Linked DNA regions of Homo sapiens: all the other regions are linked to region 4. The links are chromatin contacts, found by Hi-C or POLR2A ChIA-PET in ENCODE. All regions are on one chromosome and are shown on one strand. The core of a region is the stretch at or near the end of the contact, and the rest is flanking DNA. Distances in the headings are between cores, read along the strand shown.

Region 1 (3,592 bases), core at 1,028-3,527, 560 kb before region 4:
TGAAAAGGCAGTAGAGGGTAGTGGTGACAGCACAGACTCTGAAGCCTGGACTACCTGAGTCTGAGTACCGGCTGTGCAACATAGTAGCTGTGTGACCTTGGGTATACAACTTAATCTGTCCCTGTTGCAGTTCCCTCTTCTGTAAAATGAGGATGATTAACCATACTTACCTTGTAGTGTTCTGGTGAAGATTCAAAAGGTCACTGGTAAAACATGGTAAGCTCACAGTGAGGCTTGAATTAATACATGCAGCTACATAGTAACTATCAAGCCCCATAAGCAGCAGCCACTGTTACTTTCATCCTTTTGCATTGCAACAGAACAGATAGTGCTAGGAGCCATAAGAAAGGTACAAATAAACTATTACAACAGTGTTGAAGGGGTGATGATTTCCAGCTAAGGGGAAGAGACAGCATTTGAATTCGGCCTTAGAAGGTGACTGGTGGTGTCATGAGCTAAATTATGTTCCCCCAAAATTCATGTGTTGAAGCCCTAATCCCCAGGACCTCAGAATGTGACTTTAGGCCGGGCACGGTAGCGCACTCCAGTAATCCCAGCACTTTGGGAGGCCGAGGCGGGCGGATTACTTGAGGTCAGGAGTTCGAGACCGGCTTAGCCAACATGGCGAAACTCCGTCTCTACTAAAAATACAAAAATTAGCTGGGTGTGGTAGTGCGTGCCTGTAGTCCCAGCTACTCGGGAGGCTGAGGCATGAGAATCACTTGAACCCGGGAGGCGGAGGTTGCAGTGAGCCAAGATTGTGCCATTGCACTCTAGCCTGGGCAATAAAGGGAGACTCAGTCTTGAAAAAAAAAAAAAGGAAATATGTGCTATAGTAATACATGGGCTTCTTAACATAGTTCTATTTGTGAACTTATAACTAATGTAATTTAAAGGGAGTGTGTAAATAATATATGGAGACATCTGCATCAACTGTAATGTAACATGAAGCCATCTATGGTTTCTATTAGTGACCAAGTCACGAGTACTGCTAATGCCACTGTGGTCTGTTGCCTACATTCCTAAATAAAGAAAGCATTACATTTCATTAAATTTGGTGAAAATAAAGTTGTATTTTCCCATTCAAGTTCATGGGATCCTCTGAATTCTATACATGGACTCTTGTGGACTCCAGGTTAAAAACCCTTGCTGTAATCCGTTGGTGTAAAAATGCTTGAGGTGACTGCAAATATACATGGAGGTTTTTGCGTTTATTTATTTACTTTTTCTTTTTTGAGATGGAGTTTTGCTCTTGTTGCCCAGGCTGGAGTGCAGTGGCGCAATCTCGGCTCGCTGCAACCTCCGCCTTCAGGGTTCAAGAGATTCTCTTGTCTCAGCCCCCGCAGTAGCTGAGATTACAGGCGCCCGCCACCACGCCTGGTTAGTTTTTTTGTATTTTTAGTAGGGACGGGGTTTCACCATGTTGGCCAGGCTGGTCTCGAACTCCTCGTTTCAAGTAATCCGCCCGCCTAGGCCTCCCAAAGTGCTGGGATTACAAGCGTGAGCCACCACGCCCAGCTTATTTTTATGTTTATTTTATTTACTCATCAAAAAGGAAAGGTTTTTGCTTTTAAATGGGGAAAAGGATGAAAATGGGGAACACTAGCATCCCAAACGCATGTTATTAATTATTGTACATCTTGCCAAAGGCGGGCTACAATGTCAGGCTGGACTTCTAGCAGCCAAGGAAGAGGTTCTGTCCCTAACTTTCTGAGTTGAAAACTTTGATTGGCAACCTTCCGCCTAGTCGAAAACCCCTAGGCTTACATAAGCGTCCACGTGGTCCAACCCCCTCCAACTTCTCCGGCTTCCTCCGACACGACTGTCCCTTCCCACACCTCCCAGCCAGGCCGAAATGACTCGTAACCCTCTGGGAAAATGGCACTTACTCTCCGCCTGCCGAGCTCCGACCCGGCGTTCCGAGTCCCCGGCGCCCGGAGGTGACGGTCGCTTCCCCTGCCCTCCCTTAGGGTTAGTCCCGCCCAATCGGCTCCTTAATTTTTCGGAGGGGCTTCTACTTTGGCATTTATCACGGGCTGTCTGCCTCACTTACGAAGCAGGGTGCCCCTAGCACACTGCCGGGCCCCTGGGGGAACGCACTTAGGGAAGCGAAGCAAAGCTAACTGCATTTGGCAGAAACCAGCGCGCTTTCCCACGGCGCCACGGGAGCGCACCGCTAGACAGAGAAGGCACTAGAAGAGGCGGTCGGTGCATAGCGTCACCTCCTAAACTCCGCCCATCGGAAGCGCCTTCTAAGCTCGTTCTTCCGCCAGCTTCCCTCCTCTTCCTTTCTCCGCCATCGTGGTGTGTTCTTGACTCCGCTGCTCGCCATGGTAAGTCCATCGGCCCCCATCGGCCCCGGGGTGGCTTCCCAAAACCCGAGGCCGCTGCCAGGAAATGCCTGGGCCGCGCGGAGCGTTGAGGGGCGGGAGCCTTTTAAAGGCTTTTTCAAGAAAATATCCAGTTCGGCCACTGTTGTCTTTCGTGGCCTGGAGGGAAGCTAGTGAGCCAGCGAGCAACCTGGAGAGGGACGGGCTGCGCTGCGGCCGCGGATTCAAGGGGGCTCTTTCTTTGCCCGGCCGCTGCCGAGTCGGGCAGGGATTCCGGTTTCCCTTCGCTTGTAGCGAACTCGTTCTGGAGGCGGGGGGTGGGAGGTGGCAGCCACCCCCGAAATCGTGGCCTGACTGTGGGCTGCCCGTGGCATGCGCAACGTGGAGGGTAATCAGGAGGGTATTGTGGGCTACTGGTTTTCGAAAAGGGTTTAGCTTGGCGTGGAGAAGCGAACCGCATTTTTAGATCCCAGGACTTTTGTTTAGAGGACGTTTATTCAGAGACTTGAGCGTCACCCCGTGGAAGCGCCTAGAACAAGGGGTGTTTTGCGAACCTGTGTGTCATTCTGGCCTTCTTAGTAAATGGCAGCAGCGAACCAGTCACTCTTTACTGGGAAATGTAAAATGTTGATTTCTAGATATGGAGGCGATAAGTACTGGTATTTTATTACTTGTCAAGTAATTTATTACTTGACAAAATTTACAACTGCTACTGTGGATGGGGGACGGGGTGTAATCTTTGCCTTCTTTGTATTGGCTCCCATTATTATGCAAGGGTATGTTCGTCCAGGTTGGCCAGGCATTAAACCTGCATCCGTGCCAATTTTGCAAGATTATTCTGTAGATTTGGGGGAGTATTGGGGTTGGCCTTAGATGAAAGCCAAAAGATGCAACTAGAAATTGAGACAGTCATCCTTGGAAAAGTGACATTTCATTTATTTTTAAATTTAAAAGTTTATTTTTTTAGCCAGTGAAATTTAGCAGTAGAGATAGAGTTAGGATTAATACCGAAATGGTGAGTAGGTTAGATCTTCTGAATGTCAGGGACTTTCCCTAAGTCTTAATTACCCTCCCAATAACACTTGAAAAGTACGTACCCCTGTTTTACAAAGTAGAGCACTGAGATTCGTTGACTTGCAAATGGTAGGTAGGTGGTTCTGTTTGACTCAAAGCTGTGTTCTTCCCAGGAAGCCAGATTCCCTAGCCATTCCCAGTGTGGTCGTCTGAGTCCTTGGGGGACCACAGGGTAAATTGAAAGGTAG
Region 2 (3,853 bases), core at 474-2,973, 710 kb before region 4:
CTGAGTAGCTGGCATGCACCACCACACTCGCCAAATTTTTAAATTTTTTGTAGAGACAGGGTCTCCCTATGTTTCCCAGGCTGGTCTCCAACTCCTGGGCTCAAGTGATTGGCCCGCCTCGGCCTCCCAAATTTCTGGAGTTACAGGTGTAAGTCACCATGCCCAGCCCCAAATTCAATGTTTGATATTGACAGCATGGTAGAGTGAGAGTACACTATTTTTTTTTGGAAACACAGTCTCACTCTGTTGCCCAGGCTGGAGTGCAGTGGTGCAATCTCACTCTCGGCTCACTGCAACCTCAGCCTCCCGGGTTCAAGCGATTCTCGTGCCTCAGCCACCCTAGTAGCTGAGATTACAGGCACGTGCCACCAGGCCCAGCTAATTTTTGTATTTTTAGTGGAGACAGGGTTTCGCCATGTTGGCCAGGCTGGTCTCAAACTCCTGACCTCAAGTGATCCACCCGCCTCTGCCTCCCAAAGTGCTGGGATTACAGACGTGAGCCACCATACCAGGCCGAGAGTACACTTAACAAAAATGTATTGTGCTCAGATAATGGACACCTTAAATACCCTGACGTCATCACTACACATTATATACATGTAACAAAATTTCACATGTATCCCATAGATTTGTACAAATTTAAAAAATAATAAAAAATTAGCTGTGCATGATGGCACATGTCTGTAATCCCAGCTACTCAGGAGGCTGAGGCAGGAGAATCACTTGAACCTGGGAGGCGGAGGTTGCAGTGAGCCAGGATAGCCACTGCACTCCAGCCTGGATGACAGAGGGAGCCCTTGTCTCAAAAATAAAAAAATAAAAAATAAAATGACACTTTTTGGGGAAAAAAATACAAGCCAGACGCAGTGGCTCACACCTATAATCCTAGCACTTTGGGAGGCCGAGGCTGGCGGATCGCTTGAGCCCAGGAGTTCAAGACCACCTGGGCAACAAGGTGAAACCCTGTTTCCCCCGACCCCCCTCAAAAAAAAAACTACCCAGGCTTGGTGTCGCATGCGCCTGTAATCCCAGCTATTCAGGAGGCTGAGGTGGGAGGATAGCTTGAGCCCGGGGAGGCGGAGGTTTGCAGGGAGCTGAGATCTTGCCACTGTACTCCATCCTGGGCGACAGAGTGAGCAGAGTGAGTTCCAGTCTCAAAAAAAAAAAACCTCCTTTTGCTGGGGCATATTGGTGGAGACGGTGGCTAGGGGATAAGTATGCAGTTTTTCTCTAGGCGGGAAACTTAATTGAAGTTTATCAGGCGCGAGTCATTAACAAAATTTGCGCCCTCTAAGCTAACACGGCAATATGGGGCTTAGACACCATAGCTAATCCCCAGTCGCGAAAAACCCTCCCGATTTGCTTGGGATTGGAAAGAAAAAGAAAATACACATTCATACTTTCATACATGACATACACACACACACACACATTTATATATAAATACACACAGAAAGCACAGGAAACACAAGCAGAATTAACTGTCTTGTTCATACGGCCACTCAGTGAAATGTATACTGTATATTGTGTTTGAAATATATACTTCCCTTCAAGTGTTTCAAGTTCAAGGCTGAGAAAGAACTTGGTCTCTTGCTTAGACTTGAGGAGCCTCACTCGGAACTGGAAGGATGCACGCAATCTAGTTGCCCCACCGGCTTATTTATATTGATGCACACATCGCTTCCTGTCGGTGACGACCGCCTAGATCCGGGGAAGGGTTTTGCAGAAGTACCCAGAACTGTGTCCAAGGTTTCCTCAGATTTGGGCTGTTCCGCAGCGGCAGGTCCCGGGAACCAAGGCAACAGACATCTTCCTAGGCTCGCGAGAGCGCCCCCTTGTCCCACGGCTGCTGGGGCCCCCCAGTAGCCATGGCTCCGGTGTCCGGCTCACGCAGCCCGGATAGGGAGGCCTCGGGCTCGGGGGGAAGACGTCGCAGTTCGTCGAAGAGTCCGAAGCCCAGCAAATCTGCCCGCTCCCCGCGGGGCCGCCGCTCTCGCTCGCACTCTTGCTCTCGGTCCGGGGACCGGAATGGACTCACCCATCAGCTGGGTGGCCTCAGCCAAGGCTCCCGAAACCAGTCCTACCGCTCACGCTCGCGGTCGCGTTCTAGAGAGCGGCCCTCTGCGCCCCGGGGCATCCCCTTCGCTTCTGCCTCCTCGTCAGTCTATTACGGCAGCTACTCGCGCCCCTACGGGAGCGACAAGCCTTGGCCTAGCCTCCTCGACAAGGAGAGGGAGGAGAGCCTGCGGCAGAAGTGAGTGAGACGGCCGCACTTTCTCTTGTACGAGCCTACGTGCCTTTGGAGTCCGATCTATCATTCATTCCGCTTCTGACTATTCGCATTTCGCTCACTCTGCTTGCCTTGCGCCCATTTTCATCCCTTTCTTTAATCCACCCACGACAACCCTTTATTCGTCCTTTTCATTTTCCCTTACCCTCAGGCCCCTTCATATAGTGCCCTGGTCTCCCGCTACCCCCTTCCGCCTCCTGTCTTGTTAGCGAATATTGCCGAGAGTTCAGACCTACCAGAACTGTAGCATTTACCTGGTTGTGTCATTATCATTCGTGAATATATTTGTATTCCCCACTAGACTGAGCTCATGGAAAGGAGGAGCCAGTGAACGGAGGAGAATTCTGATCACAGAATTCTAAGTGCCTGGTACTTTATAGGCGCTCAACCATTGCTTGTTGAATGAAGGAACTTACAGGTCTGAGATAACAGGATATTTATGTAGAAACGTTTTGTGGGGAATTAGGAAGGAATGAAATCAAGGGTTTAAGTTGGAGAGGAAATAAACCTTCCCCTCAGACAAGACGATTAGATGCATGTAGGAAAAGTGATCTGATAAGCTATAGATGACCCCACTTTGAGGAAGGTCTTGTTAAGTGGTCTCAGTCTTGACCTCGAAAAATGACGCCAGGATGAGACTAGATCTCTAATCAAAGTGAGTATTGGAGTGGAAAAATGCATAGCTTGGGGATTGTTTTGTTTTGTTTTTGAGACAGGGTCTAGCTCTGTCGCCCAGGTTGGAGTGCAGTGGTGCAATCTTGGCTCACTGCAGCCTCCACCTTCTTGGGCTCAAGTGATCCTCCCACCTCAGCCTCCCTCATAGCTGGGACTATAGGTGCGCACCACCACACCCGGCTTATTTTCGTATTTTTTGGTAGAGACAGGGTTTCACCATGTTGCCCAGGCTGGTATCGAATTTCTGGGCTCAAGTGATCCTCCCACGTTGGCCTCCGGAAGTGCTGAGATTACAGGTATGACCCCACATGCCCTGCCGAGCCTGTCCTTTTCATCACTATACTTTATTACCTCCCACTGCCGGAAGAAAAAGACTCAAGACATCTCCCAACTGTTGGAACTTTAACCTACCTCTCAATGCCTGTAATATTTCTAAGTTTCTCATTTTTTTAAACATATAAGTGCACGTAAATAACTTAGTACAGTGCCTGACACATAATTTAACAATAAACAAGATATTAAGACTTACACAGCAATAATTATGAGCCTTTTCCTTTCTCCTTAAAACTATGCATTTTTTGGCTGGGCACAGAGGCTCATGCCTGTAATCCCAACACTTTAGGAGGCCAAGGCAGGAGGATCACTTGAATCCAGGAGTTCAAGACCAGCCTAGGCAATATAGGGATACCCTGTCTCTACAAAAAGTGTTTTAAAAATCAGCTGGGCGTGGTGGCATGTGCTTGTAATTTCAGGTACTGGGGATGCTGAAGTGGGAGGATCACTTGAGCTGGAGAGGTCAAGGCTGCCATGAGCCATGATCTCACCACTGCACTCCAGCTTGGGTGACAGAGGGAGATGCTGTCTCAAAAACAAACAAACAAAAAAAAA
Region 3 (3,825 bases), core at 1,105-3,604, 700 kb after region 4:
TAGAAAACAAAGTTTCACTTTTCATTTAAAACTGATTAAACTAAGCATTCTGGGTCTTCACGCCTACTTTTTTTGTCAGGGGTAGCTCAATTGCGGAAAAGTTAGGGTGGCTACTCTGGGTCCCACAAAGCTTCCCCTAATAGAAGATTTAGGCCTGTGAATCAGGATTCATCTCTCCAAGAAGAAAGATGAGAAGGGACTGAACCCTGCATTTCCCTTCTAGTAGGATTCAGTTATAACTCTGCAGGCATCAGAGACAAAGAAAACCTTTTGACCTATAGAATTATCATGATTTAATGGTGGTTCTGCCCTGCAGTCTCCATCATATCCCTTATCTAACTTTCTCATTCAGCTTTCTCATTCTATTATTAGACTTATACATAAAAGCTTCCAATACACTCAAAGAGGGTCTTTCTTTCAGCTTTGTAATTTATCCTTTCTGCCAGTGTGCACTGATTGGCCTGCAAAGGTGCTTTTTCATAACTCCAAAAACCCGTTACAATAAATGGTACCTTAAACATTCAAATAATAGCAACTTCCATACAGTTCCGGAGCAGTGCTAAGTAAAAGGCGAAGGCATTTATGCAATCTGGAGAGAAGTGAGCATATGTTTCAGTCTTCTTCCCGTAAGTAGTGACAGGAAAACCGTCAACCTAAATTTGGAACCAACTCAGTTTTCACCATGGGGAAAACAAAACAAAACAAAATGATTTGTTCTTAAAAGTTTTCATTCACTGACTCCTAAGTTTTCTTGAATAACTTGCTAATAATATTAGTATTTTTTGTTAATTCATTTCAAGGTCACTTTGCAGTCTTAAGAAAACACTTTCATATGCATTCTGTTTGTTACCAAACGCTTTGTCAAGTAGACAAGGAAAATACCATCATTTCAACTTTATCCATCAGGAAACTGGCTCAGAGGCCTAAGTTCATCTGTCTACATTAGGAGCTGAACCAGGATTCAAACCCAGGTCTCCCAACTCCTAATCCTTGTTTCTATTAGTTTCCCGAACTTATTCACATATAATCCTCATATTTGCCACACCATCTGTATTATCATTTACTTCATATTTTTCTTCAAATCAAATATCTTCTTCATTGAAAACATTTATTGAAAAAGAAAGCTTCATATCATCCCATAAAGGAGAATAAATTGCATTTTTCTATCTCTAGTAAAATAAAAATGCCAATTTTGGTACCATGGTGTGGGATGCAGTACACTTTTCCGTTGCTTACTCAGGCCACTAAGGACCAAATCTCAATGAGCTTTCTATGTGCAAACTCTACAAATGGGAAGAAATGCACAGCTCCATAAATTGAGATAATTTTATTTCTAATATAAGTGGAAAGGACAGATAGCAAAAAAGGAAACTCGTCAGAATAGATTCAGTTGCAGTCCACTTCTTGGTCCAAAGAGAGGAAACAATGGATCCTCACTGAGGGTCACTAATAGCATCACCACTTAGACTTTACAATTTTGTGGTGGTTCCTGTACATTCGCAGTACAGGATGACTGATCTTTTATCATCGTAACTGTATGTGTATAAATATAAAACCATGCTTGTAATACTAAAATACATAAAAATGTACATGAATGTATATATTCAACCATCCAACCACTCATGTATCCAAAAGCACATTTGACTAGCAGGCATATTTATGTTATCATTAGAAATGTGTAAGACACAAGAATAATCACATAATATTTATCTGTAAGCAATGCAAAATGAGCCTGGGTTACTTCTGCTTAAATACCATACCAAAGGTCATTAGTTTACCGGTAAATCTTTTACTTTAGAAACTAGTTCTCCTTAAGAATTCTAAGAATGTCTCTTCTGCAAGTCTGAAGTGAACACTGGCATCATAGAATCTCTCCTTTATCACACTGGGAGGGATACCAGAAAGCAGGCAGAAAGCTGAGCAGTAGGGCACAGAGCCAATTCAAAAACATCCCTGCACCACCACGCCACCACTACCACCACCCCATCCTCCAAACTGAGTTTCAGCACAAGGAGGAACATGGCAACTACTGGTTTCAGAAAGAGAATGATTAGCCCAAAAGTGCTTTTTTGCAGTATTGCAGTCAGACTACAGCCTCAATGACATCTGAGCATTTTCTTATGAAAAATAACAACAGTCTTGGGATAGAAGTAGCACACTCAAAAAGAGGTGAGTCTCTCCTTCCCATCATTTCTCCACGACCTTCACTTAGGAATTTCTCCAGATCCCCTAGTCATTCGGCTCTCCTTTCCTCTCAGACATTTGTAAGCAGAGCCTAGAGTGCTTTCTCTAGAGAGCATCTTAAAATAACACTTTGCACTCAAAATGGCCACTGGGGGCATGCAATTTCCGGCAGCACAGAAAACAAAGTGAGTTCAGCATAAAGATGCATTTATTGAGTTCCTACTGAGGTTCTGGCCCTGTGCTAGCCCCTGGTAATGCAGAGGTGAATAAAAAAACAGACCTTGCCCTTGAGAAGTTCACAGTCTCGTGGGGAAGGTAGATAAACCCAAGATGTGAGAGCTGATCACAGACTATTGTAATTTCTGTGCATCTATCATGCCCTTTGATAGCCATATCTTCTTCCAAAAAAGGAACTGTACAAGTGTGTTTGCACACTAAAATGTGTGAGTCCCTCTATTCCCCATTAGATCAATCAGAAGAATTTCATCATATCGATTTATGTGGTCTCAGATCATTTCATCTTGCCTTCTAGTTTTATTCATAAACCCTGTAAGATCAGAGACTAGGTAACTGTCAAGAGTGGTGTGTGAATATGAGGAGAAGCAAAAGTTGCATTATGATTCACAGAAGTGAGAGATGCCACCACTGTAGATTAGAGACTTCTAGAGAGGAACCCTATACAGCATGTCAATAATGGAACCATAACTGTAAGGATTTTTTTTTTTTTGAGACAAGGTCTTACTCTGTCGCCCAGGATGGAGTGTAGTAGTTTGATCACAGCTCACTGCAGCCTCAACCTCCCTGGGCTCAGGCAATCCTCCCACCTCAGCCTCCCAAGTAGCTGGGACTACACATGTGTGCCACCACATCAGGCTAATTTTTGTATTTTTTATAGAGACGGGGTTTTGCCGTGTTGCCCAGGCTGGTCTCAAACTCCTGAGGTCAAGTGATCCACCCATCAAGCCTCCCAAAGTGCTGGCATGAGCCACTGTGTCCAGCCTGTAAGAAATTTCTTCATAAGGTTCAAATAAAGAGTATTTGACTTTGTTATGACCATGGCCTGTTTGTTCCAAATGTGACCATCTTTCAGCAGCTCATCTCTTTGTCTCTTCCCCAATAGGAACTCCAATTACTGAAGGAGCTTTGCATAACTACAATCTAATGGTGATGTGGTGGGGCGGGAGGGGCATCTTTTTAACTAGCAGAACCCAACTTGCCAAAATAGACATGAACATCTTTTCATAAAGATTATTTTCTGGGGAAAATCTTGGCATAAGAATCTAAATACAAACTGCATTCAGGACACTGACCTTTCTTAAAGTAAACGGCTAAGGGAAAAGTCATACTTTCCATGAGACCAGTGGGTCATGTTTATTACCAACCCACACTTAGCTCACCTGATTCTTATGATAGCATAGCCCTCCTCGCTCCCCAACAGCCCTTATTGTCTTTCCCATCTATTGTGGCATTTACTCATATATAACATTCCCTGGATACTTAACTGCTTTTTGGGTGGTTTACTTAGTCTCCTAGGCAGGATCAAAAACACCGGTTCGGTCAGCAAACAGTGCCTTGTACTTTCTGTTACCACTTACATTAAGCATTGCTGTATACTCGGTTAAGCGTTTTATATCTATGATC
Region 4 (3,417 bases), core at 695-3,194:
TAAATAAAATTTATTTTTTATAATAAATAAATGTCTGCAAGAAAAAACTGAGCTCCTTAACCTTAACACATCTGATTTTGATCAGTTGGACTGGGAGACTAAAATGAATGCCTGAGTTTGTGTACTGCCTTCTGTACTCTTCCCTCTCTCAGGCCAGTGTGGAATGAGCACCGTCCATGTGGACATCCTCTAAGCTCCCTGTGTTTAGAGGAGTCCATATTGGAGGAGCCAAAACCTCTTCTTCCTCATCTCCAAGTATTCTATAAAGCAGGACTTTGCAAGCCTGGCTGCTTTTCAAATTCGCCTGGGAAGCATATTAAAATACAGACTCCCGGACCACCCGAGACTCATTTGCAGCTCTGGCGGTTAGACTGGGAATCTGTATTTTTCCTCAGATGCATCAGGTGATTCTGATACGCAACCAGGTTTGCAAAAACCTCGCCTCTAAGGAACCCATCAGGCCTGCCTTCTCCAACAGCTCAGCAGTGCAGCAGTCATCCATTCTTCATTTCCCTCTGGTTGGCTTTTCCTGATATCCCCCCACCCAGCAGTCTTCTTAGCTCTACTCCTTTTGTTTCTTGGTATCCTCCCACTTCTCCCTCCCTCCATTTTAATTTTTCTTGGCTTCTAATCCTTTCTCTCCTGCTATAGACTAAATACCATATTACCTTAAAAGCTTGCCACGTTACCATTGTCCACCATATTCAGCCTTTATTCCTCCCTCAAACAGCCCCCTTCCTCCTTGTTCACCTTCCAGCCTTTCCCCATCTGCCACACACAGCACAAGCGCACACAGACCAAACACATGCCACACACATACCTGACGCATGACCCATTTCAAGCGCGCATGCACACACCACACACACACACCCCTGATAAATCACATACACTAAACACGCACACACCGCGCATGCACACACCACGAGTGCACACACACATCACTATCCACCGGGCACAAAGCTTTTACCTGCTGCTAATCCCGTCTCGGCGTTTTCTCCCACACCCTCATATTTCAAACCTACTCCCGGTGTCATTGGCCTTCCCGTCTTCTCTAGGTCTGGACCTTTTCTCACTCTCGCCCTCCCCCATGCCTCCCTCGGAACACCCTCATTTCCTTCCTAGAACCCGACACTACCCCCTCCTCCTTCCAGGAATCCCCAAGCCCAGGACCTTCGAAAACTACCCCAACAGCCTGGGCTTTGATGTGTCCCCCCTCAACGCCTTCGAGCTTCGTGGTCCCACCCACCCCCGGCTTAAGCGCCTCAGCCTTCTTTCTCTAACCCCCTCCCAGCGCTGTCAGCGCGGGCCGGGGATCCGCGTCCCTGACTGGCCCGCAGCCCCTCTAGAGCGCCTCTTGTTCCCTGCCCGCCCCGGGAGCCTCCCGGCTCTCCGCCTGCCCGCCTACCCGCCTACCCTAGCTCGCCGCCATTCCTCCCTCCACTCAGGGGCGCCCCGCTCCCGCCTCGCCTCTCTCCCGCCCAGCCCCGTGCCGGGGCCCCCTTCTTTTGTCTCCAAGCCCCCCTCGCCGGCCGCGTACCGGGCCCGTAGAATTTGCGGCCTTTGGTCACATCGAACACCTTGCCGTTGATGGCCATGAGTATGCGCGGGTCCTGGACGCCGTCGAAGCGCCGCAGCTCGGCGGGGGTGAAGTCGCGCCGCTTGAGGCGGGGCAGAGGGGGCGGCTCGTCGTCGTCGCTGTCGCCGCTGGCCGCCGGCTGGTCCCCGCGCACGATCTTGTAGAGCAGGAAGATGCAGAGGCCAAGCAGCAGCAGGTTGAGCGGCGACGTGAAAATCTCATGCAGCAGCCCGCCGCTCTCCAGATCGCTTGGGTCGGCGCCAGTCGCCACCACATCCTCGGCAGCCATGATCTCTGGAGTAAAGGTTGGGCCGCGCTAGGCAGGGATCCGGAACTCGCCACTTTCTCCTCCCTCTGAGCGAGCGAGTGGCGCGCGGGGTTCGGCGGCGGCCAAAGACTAGCCGGGGAGGAGGCGGGGCCTGAGGGGCGGAGCCTCCAAGCCCCGCCTCCCCCGAGGCCACCTAAGCGCCCCGCCCTGCTCGGTCCCGCCCCGCAGCCCTCAGGCCCCCTCCAAAGCCTCTAGAGTCCGGCGCCGCTCCCCCGCGGCCGCGCGGTGCCCCCCTCAGTTCTACCTGGGAGGCCCCAGCCCAGCCTCACGCCATCCTCGCGCCATCCTATAGCTGAGCGCGACGCACGCGCTGCCCTCCTCTGAACCCCTTTTTTGCTCCTCGCAGACCGACCCGTTGGGAGGGCCTCGGCATTGCCGGGCTCTGTGCGAGCGCCCCTCCGCCACCTGATGCGCGCCAGACACCGACTCCCTTTCTGTTGCTGCAGGCTTTTCCCTGCCTCCCATTCTGAAGCCCCTCATCTTCCCCCTGCCGTTCCCGGGCCCTCCAAGCTGTCTTAGGAGACAGGAAACTCATTCTTCGAACTCCATTTTCTATGTTAGAGCCCTACACGACTCATTTTCACCTTGGGAACCCCCATTCGCTCTCCTTGATGGCCCTTCCCCAATTCTCCCCCAGATGCTGTGGGACCGACACCCCCGGGATTGCTAAAGTCAGTGCACAACTCTCCCTATTATCTGGGGAAACGAATCTGATCGCCCAGTTAACTTTGGGTTTGTTCTCCGAAAAACCCTTTTGCAATTACTGATTTGCTCAGTCACCAGGCATTAACAAGCAACGTTCTCTTGTTGCTCTTTTTTCCCCCCTCAGAATAATGTGAAAGTTTCTTTGTTTGGCAGCGTTCTTCTATTTGGAGTCTGTCAGGCTACCCTTGGCAGTCACAATAACCCTGAGCTGGAGCCCAGACAAAGGCGGGAGTTTGGAAGGATCCTAGGCCTGGTCCCTTCCTTTCCTAGGTATTTCATCCGGCCTTTGATGTGCTAACAGGCTGCACAGAAGCAGACCTCCACGGAGGAAGGGGTTGCCTCGTCCTAATCTGGCCCTTTTTCTGGTGGCGGGGGGAGGGGAGGAGAAGAAAGGATAGAGAGGGAAACAAATAATTAAAACCAAGCCGTGCACACATCTGCAGCCCAGAGCAGTACTTTTCCACCAAGTGTTCTGTTGGCTTGCACATAACTTACTCCTCCTCCCAACACGCAAGAGACTTGAGTAAAGATTGGCTTCCTACCTCAGAATTCTAAAAATTTCTGGCAAAAACTGCTTCCATCCCTGCCCCCCACATCTTCTTAAATCATTATAAAGTGCAATGAGCCAAACAATCTTTGTATCGGGCCCAGGCATTTTTCTCAGAGCTAAATTTGGGATTAGCTGAAACAGCCCCTCCAAATCTTTTGTCAAAACTCTTCAATTTAATCATGGAGAAACAGGCTCAAACTGAGGGCACTTGTCTATAGTTAGAATCTATCTCTTTTAACATGTATGGCCAAGAAAATT

What was found. A loop is a pair of places that touch in the nucleus more often than their neighbours do. ChIA-PET counts read pairs that join two places held with the same protein, here RNA polymerase II (POLR2A). Pooled maps may share reads with other maps.
Region 1: a loop to region 4 is called in a pooled map, with 6 times the contacts of the local background. The contact joins the promoter of RPL39 here to the promoter of PGRMC1 in region 4. A Hi-C loop is called at or near these places in 10 of 50 pooled maps. POLR2A ChIA-PET finds 5 or more read pairs at or near these places in 2 of 52 experiments (WTC11 and activated CD4-positive, alpha-beta T cell).
Region 2: a map of naive thymus-derived CD4-positive, alpha-beta T cell shows a loop between it and region 4 (4-fold over the local background). The contact joins the promoter of NKAP here to the promoter of PGRMC1 in region 4. A Hi-C loop is called at or near these places in 1 of 168 maps with a recorded cell type or tissue (naive thymus-derived CD4-positive, alpha-beta T cell) and 14 of 50 pooled maps. POLR2A ChIA-PET finds 5 or more read pairs at or near these places in 2 of 52 experiments (GM12878 and T-cell).
Region 3: a pooled map shows a loop between it and region 4 (4-fold over the local background). The contact joins the enhancer-like site here to the promoter of PGRMC1 in region 4. A Hi-C loop is called at or near these places in 8 of 50 pooled maps. POLR2A ChIA-PET finds 5 or more read pairs at or near these places in 2 of 52 experiments (OCI-LY7 and PC-9).

What each region holds. Positions count from the first base shown.
Region 1 is chrX:119,790,315-119,793,906 of GRCh38, reverse strand. It overlaps RPL39 (ribosomal protein L39), which reads left to right and starts at 2,277. Exons shown (of 3, transcript NM_001000.4): 1 at 2,277-2,333. The coding sequence starts at 2,331. LOC107985694 (a long non-coding RNA gene) reads right to left here and starts at 2,191. Exons shown (of 3, transcript XR_001755949.2): 1 at 1,890-2,191; 2 at 171-331. RefSeq lists an enhancer at 2,283-2,542.
Region 2 is chrX:119,941,621-119,945,473 of GRCh38, reverse strand. NKAP (NFKB activating protein) reads left to right here and starts at 1,723. Exons shown (of 9, transcript NM_024528.4): 1 at 1,723-2,254. The coding sequence starts at 1,869. RefSeq lists an enhancer at 1,486-1,986.
Region 3 is chrX:118,535,385-118,539,209 of GRCh38, reverse strand. The region is part of intron 1 of DOCK11 (dedicator of cytokinesis 11); the gene reads right to left. Among named protein-coding and RNA genes, the nearest start is that of DOCK11, 41 kb to the right of the region's middle. RefSeq lists enhancers at 2,231-2,280, 2,681-2,760, 2,991-3,040. Within about 2 kb of position 2,354, at least 8 of the 41 ENCODE cell types and tissues checked have a DNase peak (open chromatin) inside an H3K27ac peak, as active enhancers do; they include OCI-LY7, where a contact is called at or near this core.
Region 4 is chrX:119,234,812-119,238,228 of GRCh38, reverse strand. It overlaps PGRMC1 (progesterone receptor membrane component 1), which reads right to left and starts at 1,944. Exons shown (of 3, transcript NM_006667.5): 1 at 1,538-1,944. The coding sequence starts at 1,865. It also overlaps the pseudogene NUDT19P6. RefSeq lists silencers at 1,332-1,481, 1,882-2,141, 2,172-2,221.